Linked DNA regions of Mus musculus: all the other regions are linked to region 3. A link is a loop called in an ENCODE intact Hi-C map of the cell type or tissue named here. Cell type or tissue: left cerebral cortex. All regions are shown on one strand.

Region 1 (5,000 bases), 240 kb before region 3:
CTCCACAGGACCAATGCAGAACCTCTTTAAAAACTACCTGAGCCGGGCGATGGTGGTGCACGCCTTTAATCCCAGCACTCGGGAGGCAGAGGCAGGTGGATTTCTGAGTTCGAGGCCAGCCTGGTCTACAAAGTGAGTTCCAGGACAGCCAGGGCTATACAGAGAAACCCTGTCTCAAACCCCCCCCCCAAAAAAAATAAATAAAATAAAATAAAATAAAATCCACCTGAAAAGTCAGTACCCTTTCCCCCTCTGTAGAGATAGCTCAGTATTCAAGTTAGAAAGGTAAGCCTGGAATTTCTGCTGTCACTTACATCCCACAGCCTCCAAAGACACAAGATACTAAATTACACAATTCACACTGAATACTTCAGAGGGAAAACCAAGTCCCATGAGGGTGATTTTAATCCCTGGAGGAAAAAAAATGATATATTCCAACTTTTAACATGGTGACAGCATTCCTGATGGCAGCAAGAATATGTGTGCCTCCAAGAAGTCCAGCTTTACTGCACAAAGGTGGTAGTGTGTGGAGCAGGGCAGATAAATCTAATTAATGAGTTCACTTTGTACATCACAACTCTGACAGACCGACAGCCAGGTTACCAACGCAGGACATGGTGGCAGAATGTTAATAAATATTGATCACACATTCTCAGAGAGCTCTCAGGCACTTACCTTAGTAAGTTTACTATTTAACCAGTTTAAATGAAATCCAGATTAGCAGCCTATATAGCCACAGATTTTAAGTGTAATTGTATATAAGAAGCCGAGGAACACATAAATGAAAACTTCTCAGACCCTCAGGATCCTAAACAAATCAGCTGAGATAGTGGTAGAATTTGACTCACTAGTATTATCTGCCTCTGGAGTCTCAGATCATCTCATCTACAGGGTAGACTATCAGCTTTCTTAGATCAAGGCCCAAGAACTCACCAGTTGTCACTAACTTCTAGGCCCCTCCTCCAGCATGAAACAAGCATAGCAGTAAATAAAATGCATTAATTTAAAACCTACCAGCACATAGCATGACCAAGACTCCTGCAGCTCCAATCTGCCAGTGAGATTAACAGCAGGAGACAGACAACTGGAACTCATGGAAGCACTCTCTGCTCACCTGAGCTCCAGCAGCTCTGTACCACCAGTCTCTAGGCCCAGTCAAACATGGCCCTGTGAAGCTTGGCCACCATAATGCCACAAGGTTTACAAAACCACCAGTTATAGGGACTGTTGCAAAAGACACCATCAGAAAGACACATTTGCTTGTCCTCAGAGACAAAACAGTATGACCAGTTGTGACAGTCCATTAATAAAATGTTTCCTAAAGTTAGAAAATGCTTTTTCTGAGAGAAAAAAAAAGTCACAAATAAAACAATGTGAGTATTATTACTTCTGGAGATGAAATCTCCTAAAAAAGTCTTACAGAATGTGCCCACATCTGTACTTTCAGCAGAACTCAGAAATCCGCCTGCCTCTGCCTCCCGAGTGCTGGGATTAAAGGCGTGCACCACCACCGCCCGCTCAGGTAGTTTTTAAAGAGGTTCTGCATTGGTCCTGTGGAGTTAGCTGAACACTCTGTTGGAAATTAACTTTGACAGTTACTATTGTACTGTGTATTTCAGCACATTAACAGACAATTCCTCTTTTCTATTCTCATACAAATCGTCGAATCATCAGGAACTGTAATTTCATTTTTAGCATAAGTCAGGACATAGGCAGAAGACTCACAAGCTAGGGGCTACAGGGAGATTCTCTATGGTATCAACCACCCTGGTGATGAGGTAAGGACAGAGAGTACAGAGAATTCCAGGGAAATCCCCACCTGAGGATTCTGGCAGGTGCCTGGTCCCCACATGTCACCCAGTAACAATCACCTGATTTTCTTTTTCTAGGACCTAGAACTACCTTGCAGTTCACATGGCCTAGTCAAAATTCCCACATGAGCTAGAAAAGACTCACAAAGTAGTCCAGTCAACAAAATGGCTTCCAGAAACGATTATCACCTCCATACCAACCCTCGGAGAGAATGCTACTTTCATTACCCTCTAAGCTTGCTTAAAGGCAAGGTTGACTTTGCTAAGTGTTTCTTAACAATCTCTATAAAGCTGAGGTACAACATCCATATAGAACTCAAGTTGAACGAAGATGGTAAATTCAATGATAAAACAGAAGAAACAAGAGAGTGGTCTAACGTGTTCTCTGGATTCTTGAGTACTAGACACAGTCACCAAATCAGTTGTGATCTACCTCATCATGGTAGTAGATGGACACTACAGCACTGTGGCCACTTCTGAACCACCTAAGAGGGGATGACATGCCCTAGAAATGACTGCAGTGCTGAGAGCCCCTCTCAGCACAGGCCAGATCCTTGTGTTTTGTCATGACCTATCCTGGCTCTCCCCCTACTACTCAAACAGCCCGCAGCAGGGAGTGAAATTTCCAGCTGTGTTTCTCTTCTAGGCAAGAATTATTAATGAGCAACACAGCCTTATTCCTTGTCTTAATTGTTGTGGGTTTTGTATTAATACATTAAACATTTTCCGAGAATCAAAACTCATGTCCTATTACTGTATCCTCTACCTGGAGTCAAACTCTACTGTAGTGTAACAAACAACACAAATAACCTAATGACAATGTCAGAAGTGGGACTACATCAGGTGAGGAATGACAGGAGTCACAGAACCTCCAGAAACAAAGATTCTACTTCCATGGAGACATCCCAGCAGAAAGTTTTTTCCTGAGGCATCGAGGGTTCTTTAAAGACCTGGGTGCTGGGTTGGAGAGATAGCTCAGCAGTTAAGAGCACTGACTGCTCTCCCAGAGGTCCTGAGTTCAATTCCCAACAACCACATGGTGGCCCACAACCATCTGTAATGGGATCTGATGCCCCCTTCTGGTGTGTCTGAAGACAGTGACAATGTACACACTTTTATAAAAAAAATAAATAAATCTTTTCTTTTTAAAAAAATCTGGGGAACAAAACACCCATGGAAGGAGTGACAGAAACAAAGTTTGGAGCTGAGACAAAAGGATGGACCATCTAGAGACTGCCATATCCAGGGATCCATCCCATAATCAGCCTCCAAACACTGACACCATTGCATACACTAGCAAGATTTTGCTGAAAGGACCCAGATATAGCTGTCTCTTGTGAGACTATGCTGGGGCCTAGCAAACACAGAAGTGGATGCTCACAGTCAGCTATTGGATGGTTCACAGGCCCCCAATGGAGGAGCTAGAGAAAGTACCCAAGGAGCTAAAGGGATCTGCAACCCTATAGGTGGAACAACATTATGAACTAACCAGTACCCCGGAGCTCTTGACTCTAGCTGCATATGTATCAAAAGATGACCTAGTCGGCCATCACTGGAAAGAGAGGCCCATTGGACTTGCAAACTTTATATGCCCCACTACAGGGGAATAGTGGGGCCAAAAAGTGGAAGTGGATGGGTAGGGGAGTGGGGGGAAGGGTATGGGGGACTTTTGGGATAGCATTGGAAATGTAAATGAGGAAAATACCTAATAAAAAATATTTTTAAAAAATCTGGGTGCTGGCAGCAAGGCAAAGATGAAAATGTTATACTCTTTTTTACTCCACCATTAGATTAGAGCCTCTTCAATCCAGAGACTGATCTTGATTATGAATTAAATAACCAGTCAGTCAAGTCAGGTATAGTGGTATACACCTTAAATGCACGTGGAAGCATAGGTAGGTGAATCTCTGAGTTCAAGGCCAGTTTTGTTCTACAAAGCTATCCAGGACAGTCAGAGCTACAAAGAGAAACTCTGTCTCAAAAACACTAAACCAAAGTAACCAACCAAACAAACAAACAAACAAACAAACAAAAATCAGTCAGTGAACATGCCTTCCTTAAATATAAGACATATTACACAGAATAGAACTCTTGAGACCATGGAATAAGCACAAAATCTATCCCTGCAGAGCAGTGGACTCTAGGTCTTTGTAACTTGGATCATCAAAAAGCCTGAATTGTCTGCGGCTTGTAAAGCTGCATCTTCGATACCATCTCTGCACTCCTGAACTGCAGAGCCAGAGCAGGAGTCATACCGTACCTACACACAAGCCCTCTCTTGCTGGAAACTTGCCTAGGTTTGTTAAATAGACATTATCGGATTAATGGGGGTAGGGATGGGGCTGAGGTGTTTGGGTTGGCACATGACAAGTCTGGAACAGAAAGTTAACAGGCATCATTTTTACTTACCCTCAACGAAGGAGGTCTTGCTTTTGAAGAGGTAGTCTGGCAAGCTTCCATTAGAAGAAAGGTGTTCCCAGTGCCCTTCCTAAGAATCTAACCATACTGCCTGAGCTTCATTAAGGTAGCTCTTAGTCTTATCTGTCATGAGTCATACACAGCTATTTGACTTTAAATTTAAAATTTTTAATTTCCAACAGGTAGTTTGGGTGCACACTTTTAATCCCAGCATTCAGGAGGTACAGACAGGTGGATCCCTGAGTTTGAGGCAGCCTGGTCTACAGAGCAAGTTCCAGGACAGCCAGGGCTACACAGAGAATCCCTGTCTTGAAAACACACATATGAACACTCCCACTATCTATATTTCAAGTACTCAACAGTCATATATGTCTGCAGATACCACCACGGACTAGAAAAGTGTACAGTTATTGTGTACCATTACTGAGGAATGTTCTAGTGAGCAGTGTGCTTTACACCTGAGAAACTGTACCAGAAAGTAGACTGGGAGCCAGGAGCAGCATCGACAGGGCCTTGCTGTTGGGAACCTGGCTATTTACACAGCTGATACTTGAGGATACAAATGGAGTATGGCTGGAGTCAAAGTGGTTACCTATCTAGGTATGCAAGCTTCTGTTTCTGAACACAGTGTCTATATGGGAGACCATTGCTTACCCAGCCACTGACTAAGATAGTCAATTATTGTACAATACCCCATTCAAAACAACACCCCCCCCAACTTGACACTTGGGAATCCCCATTTAAGAGAAGCTTCAAATGAAGGAAACCAGA
Region 2 (5,000 bases), 61 kb after region 3:
TAGCTTCCACTGGATCTCGAGCACTCTCGTCCCACAAAACAGGTGGAGTGGGCGGGAGTCTTGCAGACCAAGAGAGGCAGCAGAGACTCCTTCAGCAGAGGTAGGGGCAGGGAAAAGAAGATTCTGGCCTTATCTGTGACTCTGACAAAGGGCCTGGGGTGTTTGGTGAGCTTTGGTGATGCTAAGGAAGCAGGGCTGGAGCCGACCCTCTGGGCTCTGAGGCTTCTGTGGCCTTGCCACCAGTGGTGGAAATAAAATCTCCCATCTTCACTGAGTTCCAAGTGGCTGTTGTCAGGAGGGGCTGCATGGAGGGCACGCTTGCCAGATGGTGAGCCAGGTATCCTGGGAGTGTCTTTCTAGGCAGGAGAGGGCAGAGGCAGCTCTGTGAAGGCCAAATCCTCCTCCAAGGCAGCCTTGCGTCGGTGCAGAGATGGAAGTGTGGGAACAGCTACTTCCTGGCCTGGTATCTGCTTGTCAGAACAGCTCAGTAGGGTCGGAATTTACGCTGGGCCCGCATCAGTTCGATCCTCTGCTTGTCCTCCTCAAACTTCTTTCGCAGCTGTGCCAGGTCTGGGGGTGAGGGAACACACAGTGGGTCACACGTATGTAGGAGATGCCAGCTGTCCCACTAAAGGGCCCCCCTCGACGTCCCCTAGTCCTGCTGCACCCCGGGTCAAAGTCAGGATCTTGCACGGAAACAGAACTGGACATTACAGCCACCCCAGAGGGCTAGGCTGAGGTGGGCGATGAGACGCCAAGAGAAGCAGGCCCAGGGGCACCTTTCCCTAGCCGTGGCCTTTGAGTAGGGGGCTCTAGAATTCGGTGGACTAACCAAGTGACTCAAGAGGTGGCATCTAGAGCTCTAAGGAGGGAGGACAGCGGACCAAGGCTGGGTCTGCAGGCAGCTGCTGAGTGCAGCCCACGCTTAGAGCATCAGACCAACAGGGAGAATGTCCTGAGAGCAGGATGCTGTCGGCAGCACGGAGACTGTCCTCCCTTGTGGCACCGGTGTGCAAGCAGCCTCGGGTCCCTCAGCACTCTGGGGAGCACGAGGACAGGGACTCTGACCCTGAATTCATGGAGGATGTGGCTGGGGACACCCTGCTCCCTGCCCCCGGATGTGGGGGTGCCCTCAAGTGCGTCTTACGCTCCATCTTGGTCTCTCGGTGCTGCCAGGCATAGAAGTTGAGCAGCTCCTTGCGGGCACGCTTCCGTTTCTCCTTCTCGAGAACACGCAGGCTGGCCGCTTCCGTCCGAGGGAGCACAGGCCTGCGGCCCCGGCGGGTGACCTTCACCCAGCCCTCCTCGTCAGGTACTCCCTCCTCTTCCTTGGCCTTAGCCTCCTCCTGCATGGAAGACGCTGTTGATGGGCAGGGCTCTGCAGCAGGAGGATGTCCCTGACTGGCTAGAGGCCCACTGCCGCCTCCTTTGGGCACACAGTGTCTGCTGGCCAGAACGGCCCCCACAGCTAGAGCTGGAAAGCAGTCATATCAAGGATGCTTTCTTCACCTATAGACCATTATAGAGTCCACACCACCCAGCCAGGTAGCTCAGGTTTCAGCAAGCAAAACTGGGAGCCTGCGCTCCTCATGGTGGCGGCACCACTGTTCCCTCACAGGCAACACACTACGATACAGAGCACAAGGGACACCCGGGAGTCCTGCTGAAGCCCCACCTCAGCTATCTTCTTGTCATAGGCCTCCATGAATGCGTCTACTTCCATTCTCAGGGCCTCAGGGTCCAGCACGGAGTCTTCATAGTCGCTGATCCACTCTGAGGGAGAGGGGGACAGGGCATAATGAAGGCTATGCTGGGAGAGCATCGTGTGCTGTTTAAGCCTGTTGCTCAGCTGACATGGCCCTTGTTGCAGTTGCAAAGGACCTAGGTTTTAGTTCCAGGCTTCAGCATGGTGGCTCACAATCACCTACAGCTTCCGTTCAGGGGAGCTCCCTTTCTGACTTCCCTGGACACCAGACACATGGTGCTCATACAAGCATGGAAGGCCAAACACTCACACAAAATAAACTCTTTAAAATAAAAAAAAAAAAAAAAAAAAGTGAGAGCCCCACCCCTGTCTCCTCAAAACCCTCCTGTGCCAAACCAGCCTGGCTCCCTGGCTCTGTGCCAGGGAGCGGGGAAAACAGCAAGCAGACTAACAGCTTCCAGCAGATGGCACTGCTTTTTATGCCGTGGTATGAAAGTCAGGTGCAGCTCATGGATGGAGGGATCAGCCAGTCGCTCCTACAGGCTGTCTTATTAACCTCCCCAGCGTTCTGTCTAGCAGCCTCAGCCCTCACTTGATGCTGTTATCTTGGCCTGCTCTCACCTCTGCTGGGCGCCGTGAGCATCGACCTGATGATGTCTGCCTGCCCCGTCCTTCTCTGCCGGCCAGACGCTCAGCACACACTCATTCAAAACCCAAGCTACAGCGATGGTAGAACATTTTCTAGGAAGTGACTGCTAAGAGGGGGCATTCAAGCTCCACTCAGATACGGCCAGCAAGCTGGGATCCCCTTGCAGAGACCCCTAATGTCCTGGGATTTAGGGCCCAGGTTCATGTGCTAGGCAGATCCTAGTGGCAGCAGCACGCTGGGCTAATGCCTCCTTGCCTGGTGCTGATGGCTCAGGCTATTCTGATGTGTCTCAGAAATAGCCCCTGCCAGCCCAGGCCTTTAGGAAGAGGGGGGCACAGCTTGTGGCATTCATAGATGCTGCCCCCAGAAAGTGTCTGGACCAACCCAAGGCCTGGGGAAGAAGCACTGGACAGAGCCAGCAGTACTGACTGTGAATTCCGCTCTTCACAAGGTGGCTCTCTGTAGAAACCAGCAATGGGCCCTTCAGGTTCAAGGCGGCCGACACTCCACTTGGCTTCTGGAACACCACATAAGCTACCTGAAAGCCCTGGAGGGAGAGAGACTGTATAGAGCCTTCCCACTTGTGACACAAGGTCCCCACACCTGCCTGGGACCAGGGGATGTAGGCGGTCACCTATCATCCCAGAGTGAGAGGGAGGGACAGCCATGCTCCTAGCTAGTCAACTGTTCCTGGGACACCTGTCCTAGCTCTTCCCCAGAGGCGGCACTCTTGAGGACTCAGTGGAAAGCAGGCTCACCCCAAGCTAGGGCAGGTCATAAACAGACAAGGCACAAACTCAGGGTCAGACTCCCTTGTATGTCACGTACAGGTGGAGCACCTGGGGAGAGAGGGGAACAGGAAGAAGGCTCCTAGAGCCAGGACACTTGTCCCAAGGAGGACCCCGCTGAAGTGGGAAGTGGGCTCTGGGAGACAGCAGGGCAGAGAGGGAAAGAGGAAGACAAAGAATGTGGCACGTCTGAGAGAATCAGAAGCCATCACTCTTACAACCTCCTAAATCACACATTACAGAGACTGCTATAGGGAATGGTCTCTCTGAAAGCCTACTGCTGAGCCCACCCAGGCCCCAGCCCCTTCCCCTGACTCCAGTGGAACCTGGTGTTACTGGGCAGCCTACCGGCACCGGCTTGGGATGGAAAAACTGTGACTTTGGCTCCGTGGGGCTCTCGGCAAGGTCGGGCTTCTCCTGCAGCTCCACTGTCTTGATGGTGCCGCAACAGGAGAGGCACCGAGACAGGCTCTCCTACCAGGGTCAGAGGGAGGCAAGGTATGAACACATAAGCTCCTTAGAGCATCCCGGCACCCGTAACAACCAAAGGACTCAGAGTCCAAACCTACGATGCCCAGGGCGCCCAGGTGCCCTAACAGTGACCAGGTCCCACGACAGCATGGAGGCAGGTGTCCCCAAGGTAAGAACTCTCATGTGACAAGTAATTTGGCCTCACCACCCACACAGCCGTTAATCACTGCAGTATCACTAAGAGTAGGAGGGGGTTTCTCAGGTCTGCTCATTACACAGACGTGCTCAGCCCTTGATAGGTACCAAGTAGACGGCTCAGCCCTTCCCTCCAACCTGCTGCCCAGGCTGGCACTGAATTCAGTCTGTACCCAAAATGGGCCCTGGACCACCACCACCACCAACACCACCACTACTTTTCTTCATCTTCTTTTTTGGCAACAAGTGACATACCATCAATTTTTAAAAAAAGATTTACGTATTTTATGTATAGTAGTGCTCTATCTGCATGTACACCTACATGCCAGAAAAGGGCATCAGATCCTATTACACATGGTTGTGAGCCACCATGTGGTTGCTGAGAATTGAACTTAGGATCTCTGGGAGAATAGCCAGTGCCCTTAACTGCAGAGCCATCTCTCCAGCCCCAGTCTTGAACTTCTGATCTTCCTGTCCTCAAAATCTGATTTATGTGGTCCTGGGGACTGAACCCAGGGCTTCATAATATTAGGCCAGCACTCTGCCACTGAACTACACCATAATAATAATAATAATAATAATAATAATAATAATAATAAAAAATCCCATCAGGCACCGTGATTCATAGCTGAAATCCCAGAACTCATGGGATGTGTTGTGTCCATGTATGTGGGGTAGATATCTAGGAGTTCGAAGCCAGCCTTGACTACACAATGACTTCCAGGATAGCCAGGGCTACTACATTAGGAGACCAAGAAATAAAGAAAAAAAGGGGGTGGAGTGGGGCGAATCATCTCAAACTTAGCAAATCATGTCTCCTGTCATTTACATAATATGTAAGTCTGAGATGTAGAGAGCTGGCCTCTTTTGGAAATGCCCTGGGCTCTATCTCCAATACAACAAGTAAATAAACCTTTAAAAAAAATTTTTTTGAGCTTTTTCTGGTTTCTCTGGTTAGCCCTCACTGTCCTGGAACTCGCTCTGTAGACCACCAGGCTGGCCTCAAACTCAGAGATCCAAACTTGCCTCTGCTTCTGAGTGCTGGGATTAAAGCCGTGTGGTGGCACAGGCATGCAATCCCAGAATTCCAGAGGTAAAGGCAGAGGATCATGAGTGCAAGGCCAGCCTCACCTACACAGTGAGTAGGAAGCCAGCTCATGCTGCAAGAGACCCCGTCTGAAACAGAACTACA
Region 3 (5,000 bases):
CTGTCTCTTTCTCTGTGTGTGTGCACGAATATGTCTGTATGCGTCTGTGTTGTCTGTCTTTTTATTTTATTTTGAGACAGAGTCTCATGTAGCCCAGACTAGCTCCCGCTTACTATACACCCAAAGATAAATTTGAACTTTTTAAAAAAATATTTTTATTATTTTCATTGTATGCAGTAATGTATGTCTGCAAGTGGTTATGTGCACATAAGTTGTCAGGCTTGGTGGCAAGTGCCTTTACCCACTGAGCCATCCTACCAGCTCCAATTGCTGTCTCCTAATGTGTCTGCCTAAATCAAGGACGTAGCATCCACACGCAGATCTGAACTTACTGTGGGTTTCATCTGGAACCAGTTCTTGAGTATGAAAGGCCCCGACTTTGCCGCCTTTCTATGTCTACTGTACTGAGACCCAAAAGAAGGGAAATCGTTTTAGATGTGAGACTGGATTAAAATTCAAGTTCAAAAGCATGCAGGCTGGACCCGGGAGGTGGCAAAAGATGAGAGGCTCCATCCAGGCCATCCTCAGCCACACAGTGAGTTCAAGGTCACCCCAGACTACAGGAGGAGCATTTGTCTCAATAAACGCACACAGAGAGCTAACCAGAACACCACAGCTGTCATCTGTGCTGCTGAGCCTGATCAGGATGCTAAAGACCTCTCAGAAGAACGGGGTCCAGGATAGGCCCAGGATAGCCCCGAGGATGCCTGGGCATTTCTGCCTCTGCCTCTGCCTCTGTTTCATTGTCATATATACAGAAGTATGCACAAGCAGCCCCAAACTGCCCCTGCTGTGCTGAAGATGAAAGCAAGCAATATACTCTACACTACTTTTTTTTTTTTGGTGGTGGTGGTGGGAGGGAGGGGGAGGGGGAGGGGAACAGGAGAAAGGAGGGGGGCTGGGAAGGGAGGGGGCGAAGGATGGAGAAAGAGAAGGGAGGGAGGGTGAGATCCTGTGAAGGACAAAATACTTTCAGGAATCAATTCTCTCCTCCTGTCATGAGGGTGGGCTCATATTTAGGTCCTCTAGCTCGGCATGGGCCGCAAGACCCTTTGTCCATTGAGCCATCTCGCCAGCCCCTAGACCACTGCAGCTTCCCTCTCTCGCTGGCGTCCTCTCTTTCCGTTTTTAAAAGCCATTCTACTTAAGCATCAAGTAGAAATGTAGTTTTGTAAAGGGACCGATCTTCTCTTTCAAGCCAAATGAGGGTGCCCCCCCCCCCATACCCACCCTCCTCTCATCTCACGGCTCGGTTCTTGCTCTAGGGCTCTAGGAGGCCCGATCTGTTCAGCAGCTCTGATTGATAACACAAATCACCCCGGAGGCTCTGAGGAAGGGACTTGGATGTCAGCTGGAGGTGCAGTGGGAGTCACGGCCCTGCCCCCACATCGTTTATTCTTTCACCGCATGGCAAGCTCCGAAGGACCGGAGCAATTCCACCAGCTCTCAGAATTGGCACACCGCGAGCCTCCTCTCCCCGGACCACCGCGCTGCCATAAATAGACACCACGTGGCCTCCTTTTATGATAAGGTTAGGGGGAAACGAGTGCGTGGGGAGAGGCCGGCGGGAGAGTGGCAGCTCCGAGTCACAGGGATAAAGCCTGCGCAGCACTGCTCTTCTTGCCTGGGGCGGGATCAAAAGCGGGAGCCGAGTGGCAGCCGCTGGGCTCCCCAGGCGCTTCCTTTGGTGGTTCCCTGACTCCCAGCAGCGGTTCCTGCCCTCAGCCATCTTCATCACTCCTGCTGGGGCTGCAGGCGCCCTGCCTTGCCAGGCTTTGTGGCTCCCCCGGCTCATTTTCTGATAGAGCTGTCAGTTTTTATTGCTGATAGGAGAAATCATGCTCTCTCTTAGCTGAATGTTAATTGGCCTTTTCCTCTCTCATTCTGTGAGAACATGTAGTCCCCTTGTCTATTCACCCCTCCCCACCCCCCAAAGGTAGAAGCAGCATTCTGGAAAGACAAGGAAGGTGGTTCTTGCTAAATTGCTAATTGTTAATTCAGAGGTTAAGAAAAAGCTAAATGGGGGGCGGGGAGGGCGGAGCTATAACCATACTTCTGAAGTCTCCATGAGCCTAGTGTGGACTATATATATTCTCATTGGCTATAGAGGGCCCAAGAATCAATAGGGGGATGGGTAAAGTCAAATGTGGAGGGGCTAGGCACCAAGCCAGCCCCGGTTGCTGCAGAGATAGAGCCAGAGACACCTGACAAACTGATGGGTCAGTACAGCTGTGACTGTAGCAGCGACAGAGGTAAATAGCCAGTAAAGACAAAGTTAGAAACTCAGCCTTGAGAACAGCCAGGAACTAGCTGGCAGGAGGCTGCAGTAGGGATGTCCCAGTTAGGAAAGGCGGTGCAAGTCATAGATGCCGCAAAACAGGGCAGTGAACTGGAGACGTTTGATATGACAGCCCAGCACAGGGTTGTTGCCCTACAATTCTCTTGTACTTAAAAAGTAAACTGGTGGGCTGGAGAGATGGCGCCGGGGTTAAGAATGCGGGGTGTTCTTAACAGAAGACCGTTTGATTCCCGGCACCCACATGGCTCCCAGCCACCTGTAACTCCCATTTCAGGGGCTCTGACGCCCTCTTCTGGCCTCTGTTAGCACTGCATGCATGTAACGCATAAACATACATGCAGGCAAAATACCCATACACATAATTTTTTTTAATTAAGTGAACAAACCAGGGGGCAGCAATACCTGTAATCCCATCATTTTGGAGACTGAGACTGAGTGACAAGTCTGAGACCAGTGTGACTCCCCTTCTCATAAAGGAAAGGAAGAGGGAGCCGGGAATAGCCTTATGAAGATTTAACTGTAAAACGTGACTACTTAAAGTATACAATTTAATTTTTTTTTAAGTACATTTACAAAGCTGTGTGCCCACAGCCAACTCCAGAACATTCTACAGGGAAGTTTTCTGAGAACAGCTTTGATAAGGACGGGGCATGATGAAATGGCAACAATGTCTCTTGTCAGTTTGTCAGCAGAGCCCAGCGAGGCTGGAGAGTGAGGGGGAGTGAGCCAAGGACAGGAGATGTAGCACAGCAGGGAGGGTGAACAGGACCAAAGATTTGTGTGGCAACAGGGGGAGCATTTACTCATCTCTTCTATTCTTCCTTGCCAAAAATAAAAGACCGGGGCTAGGTCCGCTCAAGCCATTTTTGCTGGCTGGCTTTTTTAGTGACAGTCATACAAATCAGTGTGATAGATTTTGTTGCCTCTTTGTAAAGAAAAATCGACAGCGAGGCCACATCACAGAAAAATGCAGGATTCTGAAGTTTCTACAAAAGGGGAGCAGCCCAGAGCACTGGCCCTCAGGTTACTACAGCAAAACTGACTTCCGCACCTCTGGCTATGCCAAGCGGGGGTGGGGGGTGGGGGGGCATCAATCAGACTGACAGTGTGATGGGGATGGGGGGGGCGGGGAACCCAGGGTCTGGAGCAGGTTTGCCTCTGTGTATTGCAGGAGGTCCATTCAAGTTCAAGACCCCTTAGTTAAAGAAAAGGGTTGGGGAGCTGAGTGAACCCCTGCGGTAGCCTTGGAGACACAGGCATCTGGTGTCACAGGCGTGATGCTGCTATAATCACATCAATCTATTTTTATTTTATGTCTATGGGTGTTTTGTCTCTATGTCTGTCTGCTCAACATGTGCGTATGGTGCCCAAGGAGGCAAGAAGGGGTGTCAGATGTCCTGGAACTGCAGTCACAGATGCTATGAGCTGCCGTGTAGGTGCTGGGAACCAAACTGAAAGAGCGGCCAGTGCTTATCCACTAAACAGATCTCCAAACCATCAGGGTTTTTTGTTTGTTTGTTTGTTTGTTTTTGTTTTGTTTTGTTTTTTATTGCAATCAGGAAAAGAAACCCAAAACCAGTGAAACCAACTTTCATAGTAAAAGGGATGTAGACAAAATTCTTTGACTACACTCACTGCACAATGACACGGAAGTACTAGGTAAAAGGAAAAGAAAAATAGCTGGATAAAATAGAAACCAACAAATAACAAATAACCTGTCAGTGCATGGCCGAGTTAGCCAGCAAGAAAAACAAAAAACAAAACAAAAAAAAACCAAAAAACAAAAAAAAACCAAAAAAACAAAAAAAGCAGAATCCCAAGGGACCAGAAACAAAGAAGGGGAAATCAGAAGTGTGATCACATGATACAGGCCCGGCAGTGCCTTGGGGAAGGATGGAAGAGAGGGAGGAGGGAATCAGAGCAGCTAGTTACTCAGGGCCTTGGTTCCAGAATCTGTGTTGACACTGGAAATAAGATCTTGGGCTGACAGGAGGGGAAGAGCGGAACGTATGCTTCAGTGCAAAGCTAGACTCCTGTGAGAGCCAATCTCTCAGCAAAGAGTAAGCTAGAAAAAAAAGATCTCCCCCCTGGCTTAGAAAGATAACGAGGAAGCTTGCTTATCATGGCACAGGCAGAGAGCAGTGAGGAGTTGGTTTTTTGTTGTTGTTGTTGTTTTTTAAATCCCCGAATCCAAACCTTAGTCTCGTGCTTTGTGGGGGCACGTAGGGTCCAAATGTGTGCTCCGTGTATGTTCTGGGATTATAAGCCAAGAGAAGAAAAAGCTATCAGGCCGGTGATAACCCTGGACCACCTGGTTCAGCAGATGTACCAGGCTCTGAGGAACGCGGTCAGCTCGCAGCAGCAGGAAATGCCCACAGGGGAAACAGAGCTGCCCCAACCATGTGCTTTAGAATATGAAGTCCCGATTCAGCGGTCATCTTAGCCATCAATAGACCCAAATAAAGGCTACAGACTCAGAACTGTGAGATGCCAGGACAGCAGACCGAAAGGACATAAAGGAGGGCTATTTACAGTGACTAAAAACCAGAAAAAAGATTCACATGTCCAGGAAAATAACACACAGTAGGTAAGATGGCTTGGCAGGTGAGGATACCTACCTACTGCCGAGCCTCAGCACCCAAGTTTGCTCATGCTGGAAGGAGAAATATTAACGTTTTTTTTTTTTAATAAAATGCTGGGC

Evidence for each region. Peaks named below come from ENCODE experiments on the same cell type or tissue, not always from the same donor. Only the 100,000 strongest peaks of a DNase experiment are listed, where the experiment ranks them.
Region 1: it touches region 3 in a loop (3-fold over the local background); 8 of 42 quality-filtered maps call a loop at or near these places.
Region 2: a loop joins it to region 3, with 2.1 times the contacts of the local background. A loop is called at or near these places in 2 of 42 quality-filtered maps.

What each region holds. Positions count from the first base shown.
Region 1 is chr15:82,816,790-82,821,789 of GRCm38, forward strand. All of the region lies in intron 3 of Tcf20 (transcription factor 20), which reads right to left. Among named protein-coding and RNA genes, the nearest start is that of Cyp2d26, 25 kb to the left of the region's middle. In left cerebral cortex, a CTCF peak has its summit at 2,874 (motif pointing left); no DNase peak of the experiment used is centred here.
Region 2 is chr15:83,116,402-83,121,401 of GRCm38, forward strand. Serhl (serine hydrolase-like) reads left to right here. Exons shown (of 12, transcript NM_023475.3): 12 at 1-270. It overlaps Rrp7a (ribosomal RNA processing 7 homolog A (S. cerevisiae)), which reads right to left. Exons shown (of 7, transcript NM_029101.4): 3 at 3,491-3,616; 4 at 2,784-2,901; 5 at 1,676-1,773; 6 at 1,148-1,346; 7 at 1-570. The coding sequence ends at 485. Among named protein-coding and RNA genes, the nearest start is that of Rrp7a, 3.9 kb to the right of the region's middle. In left cerebral cortex, a CTCF peak has its summit at 2,166 (motif pointing right); a DNase peak (open chromatin) is centred at 2,189; H3K4me3 peaks cover 277 bases.
Region 3 is chr15:83,055,160-83,060,159 of GRCm38, forward strand. No RefSeq gene overlaps it. Among named protein-coding and RNA genes, the nearest start is that of Nfam1, 24 kb to the left of the region's middle. In left cerebral cortex, a CTCF peak has its summit at 2,591 (motif pointing left); DNase peaks (open chromatin) are centred at 677, 1,542, 2,425 and 3,019; H3K4me3 peaks cover 1,257 bases; H3K27ac peaks cover 1,394 bases.